3 separate regions of the Homo sapiens genome follow, and regions 1 and 3 are each linked to region 2. The links are chromatin contacts, found by Hi-C or POLR2A ChIA-PET in ENCODE. All regions are on one chromosome and are shown on one strand. The core of a region is the stretch at or near the end of the contact, and the rest is flanking DNA. Distances in the headings are between cores, read along the strand shown.

The links. Hi-C counts contacts between places; a loop is a spot of excess contacts on that map. ChIA-PET counts read pairs that join two places held with the same protein, here RNA polymerase II (POLR2A). Pooled maps may share reads with other maps.
Region 1: a map of chondrocyte shows a loop between it and region 2 (3-fold over the local background). The contact joins two enhancer-like sites. A Hi-C loop is called at or near these places in 1 of 168 maps with a recorded cell type or tissue (chondrocyte) and 4 of 50 pooled maps. POLR2A ChIA-PET finds 5 or more read pairs at or near these places in 1 of 52 experiments (MCF 10A).
Region 3: a loop to region 2 is called in a map of PC-3, with 5 times the contacts of the local background. The contact joins two enhancer-like sites. A Hi-C loop is called at or near these places in 1 of 168 maps with a recorded cell type or tissue (PC-3). POLR2A ChIA-PET finds 5 or more read pairs at or near these places in 1 of 52 experiments (WTC11).

Annotation. Positions count from the first base shown.
Region 1 is chr3:29,334,045-29,337,049 of GRCh38, reverse strand. The region is part of intron 1 of RBMS3 (RNA binding motif single stranded interacting protein 3); the gene reads right to left. Among named protein-coding and RNA genes, the nearest start is that of RBMS3, 54 kb to the right of the region's middle. Within about 2 kb of position 1,454, at least 28 of the 41 ENCODE cell types and tissues checked have a DNase peak (open chromatin) inside an H3K27ac peak, as active enhancers do.
Region 2 is chr3:29,064,267-29,067,195 of GRCh38, reverse strand. No RefSeq gene overlaps it. Among named protein-coding and RNA genes, the nearest start is that of RBMS3-AS3, 220 kb to the left of the region's middle. Within about 2 kb of position 1,660, at least 7 of the 41 ENCODE cell types and tissues checked have a DNase peak (open chromatin) inside an H3K27ac peak, as active enhancers do.
Region 3 is chr3:29,484,993-29,487,732 of GRCh38, reverse strand. All of the region lies in intron 2 of RBMS3 (RNA binding motif single stranded interacting protein 3), which reads right to left. Among named protein-coding and RNA genes, the nearest start is that of RBMS3-AS2, 160 kb to the left of the region's middle. Within about 2 kb of position 1,462, at least 2 of the 41 ENCODE cell types and tissues checked have a DNase peak (open chromatin) inside an H3K27ac peak, as active enhancers do.

The DNA.
Region 1 (3,005 bases), core at 205-2,704, 270 kb before region 2:
AGTTAATTTTAGAATTTTAAGCATGTTACAATGAAATTATAATTAGAGCATTTTAAAAAACCGTTTCAGATTTGCTAAAACTGTATACTTTAAAAGACCAAAGAGTATTAGAAGTCTAGGAAATAGGAGAAGGTACATGGAATTTGACTTAATTTTATTTGTAATTGTTTAAATATGAATTTGACCCCCAAAAATCAACATATTGTCTTTTTTGTCTTTCCAAAAGGAAAACATGATGGCAAAGCAGGCAGTGTCAGGCCTGGGTTGGAATGTTTAACCAATTTACCTTTGACAATTTGCTCAACTTTGCAAGCTTCAGTTTTTTCATTATAGAATGACTAATAATATCTTTTTAGGATTAAATGACAAGATATATCTCTGTATAAGAATATTCACATATGTATATTTCATTTCATGATGCCTAAGACATGGTAGCTGATTAATAAATTATAGGAAGTGATACTGTTCTTACAGGGGCCCAGCTTTCCTATAAAGTAATCCTTTCGTTCCGCAATAAAGTCATTGCCATCAGTATCTTTGGGGTTGAGGCCACAAACACCGTCTCACAGGTTGATTATGGTTTTTTTTTTCATCTAAAATTACGTAAGCAAAATCAATATTGGCATGTGTCAGTAGATCTTGATTGAGCATTTTACTTTGAATACTTGTAATTGAGTTTGATGGAAAAGCTGACTCATGTTAAGAATTGTGCCTTGCAAAAAAACACAACTGCCATGGTATAGTTTGGATCAGAAAGCATCCTTGAGCAAAATATGTTGTACATGCACACAAAAGTACATCCACTCCTAAGCCTATGAAAATTAACAGAAAGCCTGTTTCAAACTGTGCTTACCACCCAAAACATGAAGAAAATGTCAAAATATTTTTTCTTACTTGTTTGAGAACTATTTTTAGATAGTTTTTGAATAGAGAACACATATTTGTTAAAGATGCCGAATTCATTCCAGATGGAGGCTTTGCTACGAAGTTATGGGATGCAAAAGATCTGGTTTTCCTTTGTTAAGAAAAACCGGAAAGGCTGATCAGTTGAAAAATTAAGGTACGCCAGGCCCAGTCCTAAGAATTGCCATGAATATTTTATAATCATTTGAATACATTTAGAACAGAGTACCCCTCAAAAACAAAACAGAATAAAAAACAAAATGAAAAAGAGGGAGGGAGGCAGGAAGTGAGGAATTAAGAGGAAGGGAGGAAAAAGGAAGGAGGGAAGAGAGAAAAAGATATCTTCACAAATTTCACAAATGTATCTTTTAGTCTCTTTCTATTCAGGCTGACCCCTGTTCCTGTCTTCCCCGCTGAGTTCTGAGCTGGGTGGCTGTGAGCCTTTGGAATGCTCACACTTCAGACGTGACAGACGCCGTACACTGGGCAGTCCCAGAGTTACGAGTTTCTCCCACATACCAAATACATTAAGTAGCAGTAGAGTGCTTAGAAGAGCTTTGGCACCAGGCCACTCTGTAACAGGAACTTGCTTGGCAAAGAGCTGCTTTAAGCACATTTGCTGTGTATGTATTTGTAGCAATTTCTTTCCCTTTTAGACCCTTGAAATTGACATGGCAGGGGAGTTCTTTGAGCATATCTGCCACGGACCAAAATAAATGCTTAACCTTCTAGAATGTGCCACGTGGACTATATGCATAATTTCTGCTAATTTATTATCTCACTGCTTGCACCAACAGGCATTATATGGGCACATACCAGGCAATTCTCTTCTGTGATGAAGTGAGACTTAAAATATTGTATCAGTACGCATTATCATTGGAGATTGAATCAAAACCAGGAAGGAGTAAATAATGTTTGCTCTATCATAAAACTGGCAAAATCCAATAGGATAGTCTTTTGTAGGAAGAACAAAAACATCTACAACACTGACAGTGCAGTCTAATTGTAGCAGTTAACCATTAAAAAAAAAATGTCAAACATAACTGAGAAGCAGGCTTCATTTTCCAGTATGTTAACAGCAAAAAAGGCAGACCTATAGTCAGGAGGAAAATGCCTGCTATTAAAACATAACTGATGAATGTTACAAAAAGAGTATTTGTCATCAAACAATGCTTCCATTGTAAAACAATTCCAACCTATGCATGAAAGATTCCAAACGCTAGTACAGCATTCAATTTGATACTGGAGTTTTATCATATTATTTCATGCGAAGAAGAATTATACACTCAATCTGTCTGACAGCTTTGCATATAAAGAACAGTTTCTGCATGACAAATGTGGTGAGCTTATTAAGTTACCAATACACTGCCAAGCCATATTGTCTCAGCAACAGCAGACCCAAAATATTTTCAAATGATTCTTTAAAGCGCAATGCAGGAAAGCCTGAACAACGACATGTCCTGACTTTAATAAAATTCACAACTGCAGGAGCATTTATTTACCTTATATCTAATTAGAATAAATCATCCATAAGCCTCATTTAGTCCATATTTAGTGTGTCAGACTTTTATCTTTTGAGATAGTTGAAAATATTAGTTTTTGATTTATCATCTGCTGCCTCACAGCTGCAAAAAAAAATTAAACTATTAAGCTTAATATAAAAACAGAACACTGTTTCTTAAAAATATAGAGACACGAGAGTATTTACAAACATACTTTTAGGATGGGAAAAATTAGCTACTAAATAATGCAAAATATTAAGAAAACACTTGATCAAAATTAGGAATAGCAAGTAATTTAAGCAAACTAACCTCTTCATTTTTTTCATATTTGTAAAGACATCTTAACTCTCAATCTTGGAATGAACTTACAGGACTAAGTTATATGTGTATTGCAAACGGAACTGTGAAAAGCTTAAATAGTAATGATGTATAATAAAAGCAAAAGGCTAATGCAACAACTATGACTTTACTGTTATTGTTCACAGGCACCATTTTTAAGAAACATTTGCTAGTTGTTGGGTACTAAGCTAATAAGCCCTTTAGACATAATTTTTAAATTTTCACTCTCACATCAACTCTCTAGTATAGTCCCGCTGTACA
Region 2 (2,929 bases), core at 411-2,910:
GACAACACCTCAAGCTGTTTGATGAGACATGCTTAGATGCTGTGACATTACAAAATTGTTATTAAAATTTCTAAAAGCTTATTTTTAATTTCTATACCTATTTTGTTACAGACCAGTAATCAAATGGTTGTAGTCATTCACCAGTTTAGGAAATCATACTTTGAGTAGCACTGCTGAACATAACCAAACTTCCTTGGCTTGTGTTTAAAGTAAACTTTTCATTTGGGTAACCAGAAACTCAGGATTTTCCATAACTGGTTAACATAACTGATATAAACACTGTGTTGAATATTATGGGGTAACAACAACATAAACAGCCTGAATAGTATTAGCAAAACTTTGGAGATGAAATGAGCAATCTGTATGCTGAAGATCATAAATATTTCCCTTAGCCATAATTATGAAGCATTTTACTAATTCCTAATGGGAAAGAATTAATAGTTAAGGTAAAAAACAGCTTGTATATGATGTATAGTTCATTGCATAGAAAACACTCTTAGAGACAGAGTAAACTACACATAGTTCTTACTCCCTAGCCTAGGCCTGGTCTTCTTAGGTATTCTTTTGTGGTCTTAAAAAACAATTGCTATAGAGATACTAAATACATTGTATAGATAATCCTGGACAGTGGACTCTAGATTGACAGTTGTCATCAGAGTTCTGGTACCCAGTTTGAGGAGACAGAGCAAAAACAACTTAGAAAGTTGCCTTAGCATAGTTTATTCCTATTTAAGCTCTCTACACCTTATAATCTTTATTTTTAAATTGGTATGTACATACACACATACATACATACATATATAACATCTATGTATGTATACTAGGGTTTCCCAACCTTCGTATTATTGACATTTCAGGCCAGTAATCCTTTGCTATGGGAGCTATTCTATTGATTGTAGGATATTTAAAAGCTCCCCCAGGACTCTAACCACTGGATACCAGTATCATGGCCCCAGTTGTGACAACCAATATCCACTGAGATATTGCCAAGTGTCCTATGGAAGATTGCTACCATTTGAAAATTACTGTTATATATAATATATATTATATATGTTAATATACTATGAATTTTAATAATTTTATTGATTTCTTGGAAAAACATGCATAAATCCATTAAGATTAGAAAGCAGACACTTTTTTTAAGAAAGCAGAATGGATCAAGATATTTAGTCTCACTTTTTCAATATTTTATATTTTATACAAGTATTTTAAAGGTACATACATCACATCCTGATGTGATGTACATACAACACACAATATTAGGCAAAGGTCTCTGTCAAGCAAATTTCCAAATATCACTAAAAAATAAATGCTAGATATAAAATGTTTATTCAATGTAGATGGGAAGGGAAAAATAATGTCAAGACATGTGGGTTGCATATCTACATTCTAATATATGGAAAGACTAGTCAGAAGACATTTTTAAACTTTCCTCCCAGGACTAGAGGCACTGCACCTTTAAATGGAGCTAGCTGCAGTAACCTGCAGAACTCTCATGGAATGTGGAGTGTTCCGGGATTCTGTCTAGTCAGGCCTCTGGCAGGGCTGTGGCAGCTTTGTTTGTGGGCAGGCAGCCTCCTCACATTTCTGTTACTTTATCCTTAAGGAAGTTGCCATGGAGACTGGCATGGAGATGGCAGTTGGCCAGGCAAAGAGTTTTAAGTTGAAAAAAACAACACATTCACACACACTCAAGCTCTTACTCACACATACTCCCAAAATAAACACATCCTTGTGTGTACATAATCAACTTTAAAAAAATACACTTAGCGTCATTGCCTATTTGGGTAAATGGTTAAACCTTTGTTTCTTTTCTAACTTGACCCAAAAAACACCATCAGAAAAAGAGCAGTTAATGAAGTAGGAAAATAGCACCTATTAAAAGTAATCCATCACAGCTCATGAACACCCAGCTAGTAGGCATCTGATTGCAAAATCTGTTTTCTTGGCAAAGGAGTCATGAGAAGGAAAACTAAAGTGATACAGTAAATGAAGAATTTCTTCATTTGGTGAAAACAAATGTGATTTGGTCAACTTAAATATTATCAAAAGTGGTCCAACATTTTATTTTATTTTCATAAACAAAATGTAAAAATAACACAGAGCTTTGAAGATTTGTTTTTTAATTTTGGGAGGGCAGCAGAATTGAAATCTTCTTTAGCATTCTGAAAAGCCTCAGATTTTATCCAATCTTTGTATATGGAGTACTTTCCACAGCAGCCTTCAAACTCAAGGTATTTGGTCAAAAACAATGATAAAATTCTGAAGTACATCTAGGTTGGTTAGAGAGAAATTCATGAAAGTCATAAATCCTTGAGAATTATCCCAAAACAGCATCAGAGATTTGAATGCTACTAGTGCATAAATTGCTTAGTGTTTACTTAGAAAACAAATCTCCATATGCAGTATGCACTTCATAAAACTAAAGCTTTCAATGTACTTTTATTTCAGCATGGACAATATGCAAGAAAGTATTGCTGTAATTCAGATTATTAGATTATGAACTGTACAAACAAGCATCAAACAGTAAAAGAAAATGGAAGGAAACGTTTTCAAAATGAAATGTTTCTTTCTGTTATGAAAGTAGTGTTGACAATCCAAAGATTTGTGTTTCCATATGTAACCAACTGAATAACACAACACTGACTATTGTGAATTTTATGTTTTTTTCCCCTCTCTCTTCAAAGGACAAACTGCCTTGGAGGTATTGTTGAGTGGGCTTCTGTGTGATAAGCCAACCCAAAACAGTTCACTTAAGGATTAAGTTGAAGCTTTGTTTTCAAGGTTTAGGGAACACTGCACAGCCTCACTTTATAATTACCACATGTATGACAAACCCTAGTGTTTTATAGTCCTTCTGATGACCAGCTGTGCATGGATTTTACATGGTCCTTTTGTCAGTATATAAATACAACCTGCTGAGGTTATG
Region 3 (2,740 bases), core at 213-2,712, 420 kb before region 2:
TATAAGATGAGGATAATATTGTCTTCTTTATAGGCTTTTTGTGAAGGTAAAATGGGGTTTACCTAACGTGCTGAGGACAGTGGCCGACACAGAGTAAGTATTATTAATGTTAGCTCTTCTTCCAATGATGCTCTCCCTGCTATCAGCTATATAAAAATGTCTCCAGCCCTCGGCATTCTCTGAGAATGATGAGAAGTGGAAGGGGGTAAAGATTCTGTCCCCAAAGCTTCAAACATTACTACTTAGACTGTCAAAAAATTCCACTGAGAAAATTGACATGTAAAGTTATTTGCTAAAAGATAATTACATTTACAGTTTACATCGTTAGTTTTAAATGTTAGGGATTTCATTATGTTCTCACTCTACCTAGTTGTACAGATACTCACCTGTTCGAAGCTTTTTTGTTTGTTTCATATTATCAAAATGACTATTACCTCATGCCTATTACCACACGAGATTATTCCCTTTAAAAACTCCCAATCCTCCCTTTCCCATCTCCCCCAAAACACTCTTTTTGGAGCTCTATTTCACCCCAAGAGTCTCTCTGTTGGGAAAATAACCAGTAAAATAAAATCATATTTGAACAGTCTCTTTACTAGACAATGATTCATCGTACCTACAATCATACCCATTAACTAGCTGTAATGTTAGCTAGGTTTGAGCTATTAAGGTAAATAAATATTTGCAAAATTATATGTATCTTAGAGTAGAAAATAAGGGATAAGAGAAGAAAATGTCACTGCATCTTTTTTTTCCACACCAAGCACCATTAATACAATATGTGAGAAGTAAAAATCAGAAAAAGAAAGAAAAATTAGATCAGGTATAACTATCTTACACCAGGCACATAAACCCTTAAGACAAAAATCCTTCTTAATTGGTTTATAAAGGTGTTCCTGAAATTTTTATATAAGAACCTTCTAAACTGAAATTTAGCTCTGTCTTAAATATGAAATTAAACATTACTGTGTTTCATAGTGGATTTCATCTCACAACTGGACTGTTAACAATAGTCAATGGCATGCATATTGTCCTACTGTATCAATATTACAAGAATGTCCTCTACTGCATTAAATGTAGTATATGTAATCACTTTTACAGCAAAAAATGTTAAATGTTTTCTTATGGAAAGCATTTGTGAGTATTTTGACAAGTAACTTTTTTATAAACAAAGAAAAAGAATTTTATTTCTCAGAAATTATTACAATATTACTATCAATGGAAAATCACACACAGAGTCCAAAAAAGCAAACCATACTATTTCTTGATTTCCTTATTTCTAAACACTCTCTAGGCCAGACTTTCCGACAGCACAGAATCACAAAACAATGGAACACAACTCAGAGTACTTGACGCAACATCTACTATGACTGGAGTAACAGGAATTTCATTCCATGGCTCCGTTACAACATTCTGCATTAACAATTAATTTGCAAAGCTAGGATATGCTTTAAACAACAAGAGAAGGTACTTAATGGGCCACTGGTTACAGTTCATGTCTGAACTCTCAGGATGACAAACAGGTACTTTCTGCATGACTGGCTCTGTATTCTCTGTGATCTGCAAAGTCAACAACTGATGTAGATAAATAAGGTTTAGATTTTTTTTAAAGACGTAACCACCATAAACACGAGACCCACGAATGTAATATACCTATGAAATTATGCTTTTATCAAAGTATACTAGTAGATTAGAATGAAAACTACTCTGCAGATTAAAAGTACATGATTTTATACACTCCGAAGGAAAATAAAAATTTCTGAAGTAAAAAAGTATGCCTTCAGGTATATAACCTCATTTACTTACTCTTTCCCTTCTTAGGGTTTAGATCAAGACCTTATGTCTTCATAAAGTTCTTTCTTCAACTATGCCACCCACCATTGGAAGCAGAAATCTAATATTAGAGAAAATTATGTGACCAAATTGCTGAATAATGCCTGGAAATAGACACCTGAGCACAAGTCCCATGTGCCTCCTGACTCCAGAAGCTTTCAGACAAATCCAATTCACTTATCTATCCTTTCATTTCTTACAGCTAGAGGAGATAAAATACTATCCACAGTCTACTTCCTTGGGGGTTTGAACTTTTCAAGGGAAATAAATAAATGAAGTAAATATATTTTACACTATAGTTCTTTCTATGTGGGCCTTCTCTAGCCAAAGTAGGAACTCCCTAATACAGCATTGCAAAGATGCTTTTTGGCAACCCCATACCTACATATTCACCAACTATCCTGAGTGCTCATGTATTCTACAAATATAGCCAGGTCTCTAATGACATTTTCTTTATATTCAAATACAGCCAGGTCTCTAATGATATTTCTTATATTCTATTTTCTTTATATTCTAAAGAGTATGCTTTAAAAGAGTAGCTAGTCTACAGTAACTATTTGCTTATTACATTTTTGAGTTTTCATAATTTTATAAATGTATATATTGTCTATCAACTTTTTAAAACACTTTCACCCTAGCTTGTCAATACAATTTTCATATTTAATTTTTTAAGAGAAATAGCCAGTTCTTTTCTGGCATTTATTCTTAAACAGCATCTGAGTCAAACTATATTTGTTGATACACTTGATTATTCCACATACAAGCCTAATTTAAACTAATGGCATCTTTTATTTTCAAAGCTGAAGAGAAAATAGAGTTATTATGGGTCTACTCTTCATGAATTATGAAGACATCAAATTGGTGGGATCCTTCAATAAAGAATTTATTTTTAAACCCTTTTGCTGAA